Linked DNA regions of Homo sapiens: region 2 is linked to region 1. The links are chromatin loops, found by intact Hi-C in ENCODE. Cell type or tissue: dorsolateral prefrontal cortex. All regions are shown on one strand.

The links. Peaks named below come from ENCODE experiments on the same cell type or tissue, not always from the same donor. Only the 100,000 strongest peaks of a DNase experiment are listed, where the experiment ranks them.
Region 2: a loop joins it to region 1, with 2.2 times the contacts of the local background. A loop is called at or near these places in 4 of 110 quality-filtered maps.

What each region holds. Positions count from the first base shown.
Region 1 is chr12:128,795,366-128,803,365 of GRCh38, reverse strand. SLC15A4 (solute carrier family 15 member 4) reads left to right here. Exons shown (of 8, transcript NM_145648.4): 6 at 2,357-2,512; 7 at 3,949-4,107. Among named protein-coding and RNA genes, the nearest start is that of SLC15A4, 25 kb to the left of the region's middle. RefSeq lists enhancers at 1-432, 433-934, 5,568-5,862, 5,856-6,085, 5,003-6,202. In dorsolateral prefrontal cortex, a CTCF peak has its summit at 4,637 (motif pointing right); DNase peaks (open chromatin) are centred at 4,191 and 6,465; H3K4me3 peaks cover 504 bases; H3K27ac peaks cover 5,681 bases.
Region 2 is chr12:128,640,643-128,648,642 of GRCh38, reverse strand. The region is part of intron 4 of TMEM132C (transmembrane protein 132C); the gene reads right to left. Among named protein-coding and RNA genes, the nearest start is that of SLC15A4, 180 kb to the left of the region's middle. In dorsolateral prefrontal cortex, a CTCF peak has its summit at 3,745 (motif pointing left); a DNase peak (open chromatin) is centred at 3,732.

The sequences.
Region 1 (8,000 bases):
TACATGGCACCTATTGGTTATTTTGGTTTTTGATTCTTTTTCTCTCTTCTTGGTATTTTTGTTGACACCTCTTCCCTTTATGATTGTTTGTCTGATACATCCTGGCCTGTCCTCTCCTTTATTTACAATCTTTGGGTTATATTATGCTTTAGTTCTGTGTATTAACCGTAATACTCAGTTTTGTTTATTTTTTGAACTGATACAAGTGGATGACTTTTATCTGAAGGATTTGGCTCATTTATCCTGACTGCTGTGTTGATTATCCAGCGTCGCATCCCATGCTTGTTTTTACTGGGTGCCCGCTTGCCATGTCACTGTCACTCAGCCTGAACCCTGCTGCTTTTCGGCCTGTCCCAGCCTCTCCAGGGCTCTCAGTTGTTCACAGGCAGGGTCATTTTCCCCATTGGCTTTGCCTCTCCGCCTCGCTCGTGACTGGGGGCACCCGTCCCGATCCTGGTTTCCGCAGTGTTGGCTGTGTGTGCGCCTTTGCCGCTGCTCATCTCTCTGCCAACAGCCTCACCAATAATCAGGCCTATTTATTTTCTCATTTTCTCTTCTCCTAATTCTTGATCTCATCATTTGTGTCTCTCTTAAGCCAACGTCCCCTTAATTTCTTTGTTACCTTTTTCATCCTTAGTCTTCAGAGTCTGTGTTTTCTTGAATAATAAGACAAGTTCTCTGGTAGAACTATGCCAGTAGCAATAGTAGTATCTTTCCCATTCAGGTTATAAAATCTACTTATTGTCCTCCGCATGAGTAACCTTCCCTTGTCCCGCCCCCTGCAGACACTTTGGTGTCATCCTTAGGCTCTCCTCCTCTCCTGTGAAGGAGAAAAGTGGTATTCAGCTTTCGTGTTTATTTCCAAAATAGACCTGAATTTCTGCTTGAGTTGCATAGGTTCTGTTCCCATTCAAGGAGTGGGGACCAGTGTAGTCAGCTATGGTCCCAGGGGAGCAGGTGGGAGCTGAGGACCTTGGGTGTCTAGGGGAAGCCATTGTCACACAGTTCATTCTTCGTGTTTGAAGGCGCTGATGCCAGGGCTAGGGGTGCAGTGCTATGGTTGCTGTCAGCTGCCCTGTCGGGAGGAAGGCTGTCATTTGGGGACAGTCCCTATTGTCACTACCAGCCTTGCCTGATTAAGATGCCCTCAGATGCCCTTTCCAGAACAACTAAGGGCTCTAAATAGTTTGCTGTCCTTGCCTGGGTCTGCGTTTATGTTTCTCCCGTGGAGGGCGGAGTGGAAGGATTGGGTTTCCCTTGACACTCTTCCAGGGTGGGGCTGCAGGTTTTCTGATGGAAGTAAGCTGTGGGTTGGCTCGAAGGTCTCTCTCTACTTTGATCCTGGAGAATGTTTTCACTTTGCTTGGCATTTCAGTTGAGATTTGAGGTGGAAATTCCAGAGTTTGTGTTCTCATCGCCCTATGGATCATATCCTGGTCCTTTCTCATGCTCAGGTTTTAGAAGGAACATTTTTAATATTTTCATTCCATTGCCCTCTGACCAGACCTTTCTTCATACTCATGTTTTAAAATAAACATATTTTACATACGCTTTAAATATTAGGGCCTGTGACCTAATTTGCAATAAGAATTCTTTATAAAATAAAACTTGGTGGTATCTTTAACCTAAGGACTTGGACCTGCGAATAGATGCTTTTACACTTTATTTCCAGTGGCTGATTTTTGTTTATAGAGTAGGAGCTGCTGCCCTTGCTTGTTTTTCTCATGTCTTTCTGTTACACTTGATAGGTGACCAGTAACTTAGCCTGCACCTGCAGTGAGATCTCAATGCTGCTGAGAGCACAGGTTGATTTGTGAAGTCAGCTTACTTTGTTGCAAAGATTAAGCCTACCCTATGCAGGGAAACCAACATCATCATCATCATTATTATCATCATTTGTTGTTATAATAATAAATCAGTAGATCACCTTCGATCCATCACTATGATTGGAAGAACATCTCAGTATTACCTGCTGTTGGGTAAAATAGCACTACTGTTAATTCTACAGTAGGACTTTTTAACTTTCTCCTACTCCCCTTTGTAAGAGACAAACGAGGTATGGGTGAGCAATCCAGATATTTGAGGATTAAATGAAACATGTTGAACATCTGATTTTATATAAGATGCTGTAAAAAGCCGAAGTGAAATAGGTGTGCTATGCCATGACCTCCACTCAGCCTGCTTAGGAGGCTGAAGGCTGGGGGCCTATTAGTCCTGGGGGAAGCTGTGATTAGACGTGGTCCTTTCACGCATCAGAATCACGTTTGCTACGAAGTCTCGTAGCCAACATCAGATTTTTAGATTAACTGTAAATGTTAATAAATGAATATTACACTAACCTACTTTTGAATTCTAGGAATTTTGGAGAGTAAAAGGCTGAACCTTGTTAAAGAGAAAACCATTAATCAGACCATCGGCAACGTCGTCTACCATGCTGCCGATCTGTCGCTGTGGTGGCAGGTGCCGCAGTACTTGCTGATTGGGATCAGCGAGATCTTTGCAAGTATCGCAGGTGAGGACCTTTAGTGCCGGAGGTGTCTGAGTCCAGGCACAAGCGTGAGCGCTCGGGCATTCTGACTGTGCTGTTGGAATATGTTGAGACAAGGATAGCACAGCACTTCTGTAGTTTTTGGCAGTGTGTGGTTTAGAATATGAATCGCTAGGTAAACACACCAGTGCTGAGGTTCTCCATTCTTTGTGTAAAAACAGTATCGCAAAATATTTTCATGAAAGTTTGTTAACTACCTTGTAAGTGCCACAGGACAGAGAAGAAGAAAGCAATCGTGGTTGGATAGTTCCCAGCGGAGCCCTCGGCCATGCTGCCGTGGTGGCTGGGCTGAGCTCACAGCTCTCAGTGCGCTTCGTTTAGATGTACGTAAAGAAGCAGATCTAATTTTTAGAAACGTGTTCTCACAGGCCTCCCTTTTCCTATTAGTGAGATCCTGCAGTGGTTGAACAAGTGTATTCTGGGCAGATCTGTCCGGCTGCTGAGAGTGAGAGAGAAGAGAAGATGAGTGATATGCAGAGGTGGATGGATGTGTGGGTAGTAGTCAGTGGTGGTTTTCACTGTAGAAAACTCATCCAGAATTGGCTAATGAATTTGTAAAGGGAATAAATCACAACGGAATGGACTTCTATTTAGAATACACTACAAATCTCCGTGTCTAGTTATAAAAATCTAAATTTATAGATGGGCCTGCCAAAATAGTTTTGAAGTCTATTGCCCTTGTCACGGTGGCTCATACCTGTAACCCCAGCACTTTAGGAATCCGAGGCGGGTGGATCACCTGAGGTCAGGAGTTCGAGACCAGCCTGGCCAACATGGTGAATCCCTGTCTCTACTAAAAATACAAAAAATTAGCCAGGCATGGTGGCACGCACCTGTAATCCCAGCTACTCGGGAGGCTGAGGCAGGAGAATCGCTTGAACCAGGGAGGCGGAAGTTGCGGTGAGCCAAGATCCTGCCATTGCACTCCAGCCTGGGCAACAAGAGCAAAACTCCGTCTCAACAAAAAAAAGATAAAGTATATTGCCTCTGAAATAGAATCCTTATGTAGATTTCCCAGTTTAGTGTGTGTACTTTGTTTTCAAACTCCCATTCCTTGACAATATAGGAAAATTTTTTCTCTAATCTCTTTAAGGAACACAAAAGTCTAAGAGCCAACAAATCACATTACCTTTAAGCTTGAGAGCAAGGAGTTTAACTTTCTGCTCATTGAATTTATTAGGAATTATCCTAATGGCTAGGAGAATGAACAGTTGGCCCATAGCCATTGATTCTTGGTCGCTAGTAAGCATCGTCCTCCTAATAGAAAAGAGGTTGTGCCTGTCTGCAGGACTCAGTCCCTAGGAGACCCCACGCTTCCTCTGCTATATTAGGTGAAAGCTTTGATCCCATGTGTTAAAGTGCCCCTTTCACAAAAACGACCCTCCCTTTTCTTTCCTCAGGCCTGGAATTTGCATACTCAGCTGCCCCCAAGTCCATGCAGAGTGCCATAATGGGCTTGTTCTTTTTCTTCTCTGGCGTCGGGTCGTTCGTGGGTTCTGGACTGCTGGCACTGGTGTCTATCAAAGCCATCGGATGGATGAGCAGTCACACAGACTTTGGTAAGAGCCAGCATCCTGTCCCTTTTGAAAATAGCCAGTGAGGGGGAGGCGCAGGCACTCAGGAGATGGCTGAGTGAGCGGAGGTGTTTTCACGTGGATGGCCTGTCCCGAGCTGCCTGTCCACCGCTCCTTCCACAGCACTGCTCTGTGCTGCTTGCATCACTGTGTTTCCTTACATCATGAACGGTTTTCAGGAGACAAGCAGGCCTCTCTTCTCATCCCAGGGGCCAAGCCTGCCCTGGCCACAGCCCAGCGAGCAGCTGCTGCAGCCACCGCTCCTTACGGGGACGTCCTTGACAGACAAGCACCTTCTCCACGCCCGTCCAGCTCAGTCTTCGTGAGGCAGCTGAATCTGTACCCCAAGCTTCCCTTTCTTTAACTTGGTGGTGTACTTTCGTTTTCTTTTCCTAACAGCACCTTTTCTGATACGAAAAAGACAAGATAGATAGTAAGTTACTTTTAAAAATAAACATATTACTTGTGATCAATCATAATGGGTTTTTACAATTAATACCAGTAGGTGGCATCTTGAGTGTTGAACAGAACCACTCATAAAAGCTGAGTTTTGCTTTCTCCAGGTTTACGATGCCTTTAAATGGACCCAGCAAGCGAAGGTTTCTTCTTTCTTTTCCTTTGTAAAAATATTTTATCTACAGAAACAACCTTGTTACTTTTTCTTGTATAATCATGTGGCATTTGCTCTGGTCCGGTAGTACTTAGCCACTTTTAGGTTACAAATCCCCTTGAGAATCTGGTGAACGTTTAGGGACTTTTCTGCAGAAATTGCAGAATTCCCAGAGCCCTTCCATGAGTATAGGCCTGTGGAGTCCTAATGTAAAGCCCAGAACTCCAAGCCACCAATGTCCCATGGACACTTGTCACTGATGTTTTCTGGCTGTGGGTGCCACCTCCATGGCCAGCTCAGGGCTGCTTGCTCTGAGGAGGACATGTGGATTTGGGGCTGGTGTTTCATTCCCACCTTCTCCTGAAGATGAACAGCCCGAGGAATAAGATCCTCTTGTGGTACATGGGACAGACTTCCTTCAAAGAAAGACCAAAGTCCATAGTTCTGAAGACGAAGATTCTGGTTCTTGGTTTTTGTTTTATCTTTAAATGTGTCATAAAGGATTGGCTGGTCATTCTCGTTGCTTTCTAGTCATTTAATCCTCATTCTTAATTTAATTTCACATCTCAGAGTTGACCTTTCATTCATCATTTCTGTCTGACAGGTTGTTTGTGGACTTCCCCTGCATTGGTGCTCTCAGGGCGTGTGTGCTGGGGATGGGCCAGGATCTGTCTGTTGTTTTCAAGAATGGGAAATGTTTCATGAAGGAGGCGTGTTTGCCAGCAGCCCCCAGGCTGTGCCCCCTGGCTGCATGGCAGCCTCCTTGGTTCACACCAGTAAGGAGAGTTGGAGCTCATCTGTCGAGCAGCCCTTGGCGTCCTGGGTAGAGAAATAAAGGCTGTGACATGGGAAATCCACAGGAAGCCCGCTCCTCAGAGAGAGTTCTCCCTGAATTTGTGTGGCCTTGGAAGGAGCAGCAGCTCTCAGGCCAGGTTCCGGGGGTGTCTGTGCCACCCTTATCCCTGGCCCTACCTCACCATCTCGTGACCGACACAGGAAATAGCTTTCTGTAAAGTCACAGCACTGTGAAGGGAGAGTCCCCAGAGTTTTGTTACATTGTGTTTTTCTTACCGACCTCCCAGCAGGCTCCTTTTATTAGTGTTATTTAAGCTGGGGAGAACGTGCATACCATAGTAAAGGTCTCTAATCTTAAGCACAGCTTGCTGTGTTTGCAGTCTGGATCTCAGTGGAGGAACTTTTGGAAGCCCTCCTTGCCTCTCTCCTTAGTTTACTGCCCCCCTCAGAAGGTAAACCTGTTCTATTCCAGCGTTGGTCCCCACAGGTTACCCTCGCCTGTCCTGTGCTGGGCTGTGGCTGTCTCCTTTCACTTAGCACTTCTGTCTGTGAGCATCTCCCCTGTACTTCTGAGTACTGCTCCTTCGTACGAGCCGTCACGAGGCATTTATCCATGCTGTTGTCGGTGGGTGCCCAGATGTTGGCAGTGTGGGGCTGTTGTGAATACCTGCCCTGCCTGTGAGCCTGGGGGGCGGGTGCGCTCATTCCTTGGGGACCCAAGAGTCTGTCTTGTCAAATGTCAAAACCCTAGTGTTTGCCATCTTCCTGTGTAATTATCCTTCTGTCTGTGAAGAGGCCCAGGAATGCACGGCAGGTTTTCTCCCAGGCGACTTAGGCGTTTCCGAATACCCTGTGTAATGCCACCCTGAGACAGACCCTGACGAGGCGTGGTGTGTCTGCCTGCGGGCTTGGACCGCACCTCCACTCCCGCAGGGCCGCGCAGCCTTCAGTTCATGTGGCCTCAGCCTTCAGTTCACGTGGCCTGCCAGCTTTAGCTCGGGAAGTTTTCAGTGACTGGTACATTTGGGGAGACTCGTATTTCAAAATAGGCACATAAAATGATGTCGTTTATATTTTGATGACAACCTCGTCTCAGTAGCGTCAAATGCCAGTGTTGGGACAGCAGTGACAGCTAGTGCCAGGCTCCAGGAAGCTGGGGTTTGCATTTCCACTGAGTGCCCAGGACAGAGCCTGGTAGGTCGTAAGGGTTGAACGAATAGTGTAAAACATCTGTTGAAAAAATAAAGCTTTAGTCTGGTAGAATTCAGGGTATTAGCAGCTGTCTTTCTAAATCAGTAGACACAGGAAATGATCTTCTTTAATTGGTGTGAATGAGCACTCTTTAAAAATGTGTGAGATCTCACCATACAGATGTGTGGGTTTTTTTTTTTTTTTTTTTTTTTTTTTTTGAGATGGAGTTTCACGTTTGTTGCCCGGGCTGGAGTGCAGTGGTACCATCTTGGCTCACTGCAGCCTTTCACCTCCCGGGTTCAAGTGACAATTCTCTGGCCTCAGCCTCCCAAGCAGCTGAGATTACAGGCGCCAGCCACCACGCCTGGCTAATTATTTGTATTTTTAGTAGAGACGGGGTTTCATCGTGTTGGCCAGGCTGATTCTGAATTCCTGACCTCAGTTGATCACCCACCTTGGCCTCCCAAAGTGCTGGGATTACAGTCATAAGCCACTGCGCCTGGCCCAGACGTGTATTATATTGTGTTTATTTGATAAATGCACTGTTGAACATGCAGTATATGTTCAGATAGAAAAAGGAAGTGCCAGAATAACCCAGCTTTAAAAAGGTCTTCAGAAGAAAGGAAGTCTCACTTTTTAAAATAAACAAATGAGAAAGTGTTTTTGAAGAGGAGCAGAAAATGGAGCAACTTGATTCCAGAGCACTCGCTCCCCTCGTGATGTTGCCGGCCACACGCACCTGCGACCTCGTGCAGAAACGTGCAGCAGTGCTTTCCAGCTGGTGGCAGGTGATGTACATGGTACGGAGACAGAGGGACGCCATGGTGGCAGGAGCAGCCGTGGTGGAGAGCACAGGGCGACACTCGGCTTGGCCTGGATGACCAGTCATGACGAGCTAAAAGTCCTGCCGTTTTCTGCTCACACGTCGTTCCCACGTCTGCACATTGAGTGGTGATGTTAGCCGGTGCTGGCTGAACTCTGTTCTCTGGCGGAGAGACTGCCAGTTTGCAGAGTGGACAGTTCCAGACCTCTGTGAAAGGGGGATCATGACCGTGGCACGTGTTGCTAGCACCCTCACCGCGTCCAGACTCCCTCTTGAGTGCCTTTCTGAAATGCTGCTCCTCGGCGCTTTCCCCATTTTACAGATGAGGAAACTGAGCACAGAGGTCTCAGAGGCCGGATTCAAGCCTTATAGCTTGAGCTGCATGGCCCATGATCTTATCCTCTGTGCTGTCCAGCCTGCTTGGGATGCAGACGTTGCGTGTAAAGTGCCTCCATAGTG
Region 2 (8,000 bases), 150 kb after region 1:
GACTCCAGTAAACACACTCATCCAACGCTGATGGACTGAGCTAAACACACTCACATCCAGTGCTGATGGACTCCAGTAAACACACTCATCCAATGCTGATGGACTCCAGTAAACACACTCATCCAACGCTGACAGACTCCAGTAAACACACTCATATCCAATGCTGATGGACTCCAGTAAACACACTCATATCCAACGCTGATGGACTCCAGTAAACACACTCACATCCAACACTGATGGGATCTAGTAAACACACTCATCCAACGCTGATGGACTCCAGTAAACACGCTCATATCCAATGCTGATGGACTCCAGTAAACACACTCACTTCCAATGCTAATGGACTCCAGTAAACACACTCATATCCAACGCTGATGGACTCCAGTAAACACACCCACATCCAACACTGATGGGATCTAGTAAACACACTCACATCCAACGCTGATGGACTCCAGTAAACACACTCATATTTAACGTTGATGGCATCTGGTAAACACACTCACATCCAACGCTAATGGACTCCAGTAAACACACTCACATCCAATGCTGATGGGATCTAGTAAACACACTCACATCAAATGCTGATGGACTCCAGTAAACACACTCACATCCAATGCTGATGGACTCTAGTAAACACACTCATCCAACGCTGATGGACTGAGCTAAACACACTCACATCCAACGCCAATGGACTCCAGTAAACACACTCATCCAATGCTGATGGACTGAGCTAAACACACTCACATCCAACGCTAATGGACTCCAGTAAACACACTCACATCCAATGCTGATGGGATCTAGTAAACACACTCACATCAAATGCCGATGGACTCCAGTAAACACACTCACTTCCAATGCTAATGGACTCCAGTAAACACACTCACATCCAACGCTGATGGGATCTAGTGAACACACTCACATCCAACACTGATGGGATCTAGCAAACACACTCACATCCAACGCTGATGGACTCCAGTAAACACACTCATATTTAACGTTGATGGCATCTGGTAAACACACTCACATCCAACGCTCATGGACTCTAGTAAACACACTCACATCCAATGCTGATGGGATCTAGTAAACACACTCACATCAAACGCTGATGGACCCCAGTAAACACACTCATATCCAACATTGATGGGATCTAGTAAGCACACTCATATCCAATGCTGATGGACTCTAGTAAACTCACATCCAACGCTGATAGGGGCTAGTAAACACACTCATCCAATGCTGATGGGATCTAGTAAACACACTCATATCCAATGCTGATGGGATCTAGTAAACACACTCACATCCAACGCTGATGGACTCTAGTAAACACACTCACATCCAATGCTGATGGGCTCCAGTAAACACACTCACATCCAACACTGATGGGATCTAGTAAACACACTCACATCCAACGCTGATGGGATCTAGTAAACACACATCCAACGCTGATGGACTCCAGTAAACACACTCACATCCAACGCTGATGGACTCCAGTAAACACACTCACATCCAACACTGATGGGATCTAGTAAACACACTCACATCCAACGCTGATGGGATCTAGTAAACACACTCACATCCAACGCTGATGCACTCCAGTAAACACACTCACATCCAACGCTGATGGACTCCAGTAAACACACTCACATCCAATGCTGATGGACTCCAGTAAACACACTCACATCCAACGCCGATGGACTCCAGTAAACACACATCCAACACTGATGGACTCCAGTAAACACACATCCAACACTGATGGACTCCAGTAAACACATTCATCCAATGCTGATGGACTGAGCTAAACACACTCACATCCAATGCCGATGGACTCCAGTAAACACACTCATCCAATGCTGATGGACTCTGGTAAACACACTCATATCCAATGCTGATGGACTCTAGTAAACACACTAATCCAACGCTGATGGACTGAGCTAAACACACTCACATCCAACGCCGATGGACTCCAGTAAACACACTCATCCAACGCTGATGGACTGAGCTAAACACACTCACATCCAGCGCTGATGGACTCCAGTAAACACACTCATCCAACGCTGATGGACTCCAGTAAACACACTCATATCCAATGCTGATGGACTCCAGTAAACACACTCACATCCAGCGCTGATGGACTCCAGTAAACACACTCACATCCAGCGCTGATGGACTCCAGTAAACACACTCACATCCAACACTGATGGGATCTAGTGAACACACTCACATCCAACACTGATGGGATCTAGTAAACACACTCACATCCAACGCTGATGGACTCCAGTAAACACACTCACATCCAACACTGATGGGATCTAGTGAACACACTCACATCCAACGCTGATGGACTCCAGTGAACACACTCATATTGAAAGTTGATGGGATCTAGTAAACACACTCAAATCCAACGCTGACGGACTCCAGTAAACACACTCACATCCAACACTGATGGACTCCAGTAAACACACTCATATCCAATGCTGATGGACTCCAGTAAACACACTCATCCAATACTGATGGACTGAGCTAAACACACTCACATCCAATGCTGATAGGTTCCAGTAAACACACTCATCCAATGCTGATGAACTGAGCTAAACACTCATATCCAATGCTGATGGACTCCAGGAAACACACTCATCCAACACTGATGGACTCCAGTAAACACACTCACATCCAAAGCCGATGGACTCCAGTAAACACACTCACATCCAGCACTGATGGACTCCAGTAAACACACTCACATCCAGCACTGATAGACTCCAGTAAACACACTCACATCCAGCACTGATGGACTCCAGTAGACACACTCACATCCAAAGCCGATGGACTCTAGTAAACACATTCATATCCCACGCCGATGGACTCCAGTAAACACACTCATCCAACGCTGATGGACTGAGCTAAACACACTCCCATCCAACGCTGATGGACTGAGCCCAAAGGGGGCCCCTGCTGGGGCACTGGCATCTCAAAGGAACCACAGGTAGAGAGAAACACTTCCAAGAGAGGGATGAGCTAGCAATGGTGGCTTGAGTCAACATCCATAGGCTATCAGGAGAGAGAATTTGGAGGCTGGTTTTCTTGGTGCCCATAAAATCATAGAAAGCTTTCATCAAGTGAGGATTTGGGGGTGTGACCATAGAAACGAAATCTGGATAACTCAAGCGAGAGAAGAATGTGCTGGAAGGATCTCGGGTGCCCCACAGAATTGGCGGTCAGGTGCCATGACTGGGCCTGGGCAGTGAGGGCTTCTCCACGTCTTGGTAGGAAGATGCTGGCGAGGGGATGCCAGGTGGCTTCTGTTCTGTCCTTGCATCGCCAGTCAAGAATCAGAAAGACCCAGTTGGCCCAGCCTGGGTGGTGCCCATCCCTGGCTGTGGCAAGGCCGTGAGAGAGGGCTCTGGAGGAGAGAGGCCGTACTGGTTCTGAAAAGCCACAGCGCCATAGTCCACCCAGACCCTCCACAGACGGTGGCTTGGGCACAACCACATCTAGTTTCCCAGGCTTTCTCCAGTGCGGCCAGGAGTCCCCCCTCAGGGTCGCCTCTGATCTGTTTCAGTGAAGGCCAGGAGGTTCACAATCTCAGTGCCCCATTAGTTCCACTGCAGCTCTCAGCACAGAGGACTCATTCTCCCTTTCAACGCTGTTCGCCCCCAAACCCCATGAATCCTACTTGACCCTAACCACAGGTTGAAAGCCCAGCACCTGCCACTTAAATAATAGATGGCACCGCCCTCTTGTGGCAGAGACTGGCAGCACAACGCGTCCCAGCAAACATCTTACCTGTCGCGGACTTTTCTGAACAAAGAACAAGCTGCAGCTCACACACCTGACCAGAGGAAAACGGACTTTACTCCTCTCATATTGTCAACACCTCCAGAGCCCTACTGAGGGGAAATATACATGCCATAAAACTTAACAATTTAAGCGTATAGTGCCATGGAGTTTAGTAATTTTATACAATTGTGTAGCCTGTACCACAATCCAGTTTTGGAACACCGTTATGCAGAAAGTCCCTTGTGCTATTTGCAATTAATATGTGCTTCAAAATCCAGCCCCCAGCGATCACTGATCCTGCTTTCTGTCCCTATAGTTTTGCCTTTTTTAGAAAGTTCATCTAAATGGAATTCTACAATATGTAATTTTTAAACGCTTCACTTACTTCATCCCAGTGGTTTCTTTATGGCCAAATAGTTTTTCATGTATTTGATTTATTTTTACTTATTGTTCTATTTGATTGCCAAATCATGTTTTATTCTTTGGCTACCCACAAATTTGTTTATTCTTTCCCCAGTTAAAGGACACATGGATTGATTTTGGGTTTTGGAGATTATGAATAATGTTGCATGATAACATTTCCCTTCCTATCTCCATGTGGACAAATGTTTAGCTTCCTGAGAGCAGAATTTCCGGGTTGTATGACAAGCATACATTTCACCTATTAAGAAACTGGCAAATTGTTTTCCAACAACTCTTTGTCACCCTACTGCATTCCCACCACCAGCGCATGCAGGTTCCAGTTCCCCACATCCACACCAACACTTGGTATTGGCCACTGTTTCCATCTTAGCTTTTGTCGTGCATGGGAGGCGATATTTCATTGTGGCTTTAATTTGCAGTTCCCCCATGACTAATGATATTGACCATTTTAATTTATCTACCATTTCAGATTTCAATTAATTTCTATTGTAGGTTTGGGCTCAAATCCATTTTCTAATATTATATTTAGACCTTGCTTTTTTTTGGCTCAAGTTCATCGAGCCATTACTGTAACATCATACTTAATCTTTATGTTGGAAAATTTGAAAAGAACCAGATAATAGGATGAAAAGGAGGCATTCTGGCTTATCATCAACCAAAAAATAAAAATAAAATAAGTGAAAATCTAAAGAAAACGAGAGCAGTTGGAAGCAGCTTGACGTAGCAAACAAAACAATAACATGTTTTATATTATCAACAATTTAAATGATCAAAACACATATAATTAGATGTACTTCTCTCTCCTCCCAAATTTCCCTGTAAAAATGGATTTTTAAAAATCTGCCCGTTGTCTATCCCAGCAAATACAGTGTCCGAATACTGAGATTTTTGGGGCCCCAAATGGACGTGTGTGATGCTGTCAGCTGAGCATGTGACTTGCCGCTGCTCTCTGGCCAGTTTTTCTCTGCTCTCGGTGAGCCAAGTTCCTCAGCCGAGGTTTCGTTACCTCCTCAATTGTTAACGAGCATGTCTGCTGAGGAGTCTGGGAGTATCCGCCAGAACGTGAGGTCCACATCAAATGGGTATGCCCAGACAGCAGCAGCCAGGGGCCTCCCTTGCGGCCCTGGGTTGATCTCTTGGATTAATTCAAACCTTTTGCAAATTAGTGGAGACATTTTCCAGTTTCCTGTGTCTCAGCCCAGCTTTGCAGATTTAATTTTGAGAAGCACAAGCGGTAATCCGGTCCTGAAATCCCTTGTCCCACGTGGTGTTACTGACATATTGGACAAATAAAAGCCTCTGGGGAAAGAAAAAGAGGATCTTGTCTCTTTCTTTGAAGTGATTAAGGGGAAGTGAACTGGTGCGTCGACGCCATGGTTTTTCTGGCAAATTCAAGAAAGCATTCTCTGAAGTCAGTGAGAGATCGCTACAATGATAAGAAGAGACCCGGGCATCAGAAGACACAAACATTTCCTGCCCCCTGCTTTAGGACACTTGCGAAAACTCTCCTCAGTCTCTGCCCACTGGCCCAGCTGGTGCAGCACAGGTGAACAGCACACACTTGGAAGCCAGTTCGCTGGATTCCAACCACAGCCTGCTGCTTCTGAGTTGTGTGTCCTTGGCAAATTACTTAACCGTTCTGTGCCTCCGCTTCTCTTTTAGTTTACTTTGCATTGCCATAAAGGATTATCTGAGGCTGAGTAACTTATAAAGACAAGAGGTTTAATTGGTTCATGGTTCTGCAGGCTGTACAAGAAGCACAGTGCTGGCATCTGCCTCTGGGGAAGCCTCAGAAAGCTTTTATTCAGGGAGGAAGGCAAAGGAAGGTTGGCATCACATGGCGAGAGAGGGAGCAAGAGAGAGAAGCGGACGTCTCAGACTCTTTAACAACCAGGTCTTGCATGAACTCATTACCACCAGAAGGATATCAAGACATTCATGAGGGATCGGTCCCCATGACCCAAATACTTCCCATCAGGCCCCACCTCCAATGCTGGGGATCACATTGCAGCATGAGATTTGGAGGGGACAAACATCTAAACCATATGAACTTCCTTCCCTTTAAAAACAGGAAATACCTGAGCTCAGGAGTTCGAGACCAGCCTGGGCAACACAGTGAAACCCCATCTCTACTAAAATACAAAAAATTAGCCAGACATGGTGGCACACACCTGTAGTCCCAGCTACTTGGGAGGCTGAGGCAGGAGAATCACTTGAACCCGAGAGGTGGAGCTTGCAGTGAGCCGAGATCGCACCACTGCACTCCAGCATGGTGACAGAGTGAGACTCTATCTCCAATAAAACAAAATAAAACAAAACAAAAAAAACAAAAAATGGGAAATAAGCTGGGCGTGGTGGCTCATGCCTGTAATCCCAGCACTCTGGGAGGCAGGTGGATCACTTGAGGTCAGGAGTTTGAGATCAGCCTGACCAACATGGTGAAACCCCATCTCTACTAAAAATACAAAAAAAAAAAAAAAAAAATTAGCCGGGCATGGTGGTGCACACCTATAATCCCAGCTACTGGGGAGGCAGAGGCACAAAAATCACTTGAACTTAAGAGGTGGAGGTTGCAGTGAGTCGAGATCGTGCCACTGCACTCCAGCCTCGGTGACAGAGTGAGACTCCATCTCAAAAAATAAAAACTTAAAAAATAAAAACGGGAAAATAATACCAATTTTAGATTAGTTTCCCGTGGCTGCTATAACGCATGACCACAGACTTGATGGCTTGAGTAACAGAAGTTTATTCTCTCAAGGTTCTGCGGCTGGAGGTCCACGATCAAGGTGTTGGTGGGGTCACGCTCACTCTGAAGACCCCGGGGAGGTTTCTTCCTTGCCTCTTCCAGCTGCTGGTGGTTGCAGGAATCTTTGGTGATCCTTGGCTTGCAGCAACCTCACTCCAATCTCTGCCTCCCTCTTCCCACAGTGCTCTCTGTGTTTCCTCCTTTTCTGTCTCTTATGAGGACACTTGCCATTGGATTTAGAGATCACCCTAATCCACTATGATCTCATCTTGATCCTTCACTTAATCACTTCGGCAAAGACCCTATTTCCAAGCAAGGTCATATTTACAGGTACGTGGTGTTAAGACTTGGACATACCTCTTTGAGGGACACAACCCAACCCACTCCAGATCTCACAGGGACACTGGGGGGACATGTCTGCAGTTGTTGTCTTAGTGTTATTGAGGGAGATGCTGGACATGGATCTGTGGGGAAGATGATGGAAGTGTGTTCATGCAGGGACAAGGGCACAAATGAGGCCTGAAGGCTGAGGAGGCCTGGGGAGTTGTGTGAAGGGGGCACCGTCTAGTGTCAGGACCCAGATCTGAGCATTCATCTCCTGACTCTGCATTCCAACCACGGGCTATTGCACTCCTCCCTCTGGGAACCTCCTGTGTTTTTCTCTTCATCTCTTCAGCCCTTTTCTCATCAGCAAGTGTGGCATTTGTACTGGAAACCAAGCTAGCCTGCAGCACACTTTTAGAAAACAGTTTTATTGAGATACAACGCACATACTATACAATCCACTCACTGTGTGTGTGTGCGTGTGTGTGATACAGGGTCTTCTTGCTCTGTCACCCAGGCTGCAGTGCAGTGCTGTAATCATGGCTCACTGCGGCCCAACCTGTTGGGCTCAAGTGATCCTCCTACCTCAGCCTCCCCAGTAGCTGGAACTACAGGTTTGTGTCACTACACCTTACTAATTTTTAAATTTTTTGTAGAGGTTTTGCCATGTTACCTAGGTCTTGAACTCCTGGGTTCAAGTGATCTGCCCGCCTCCGCCTCCCAAAGTGTTGGG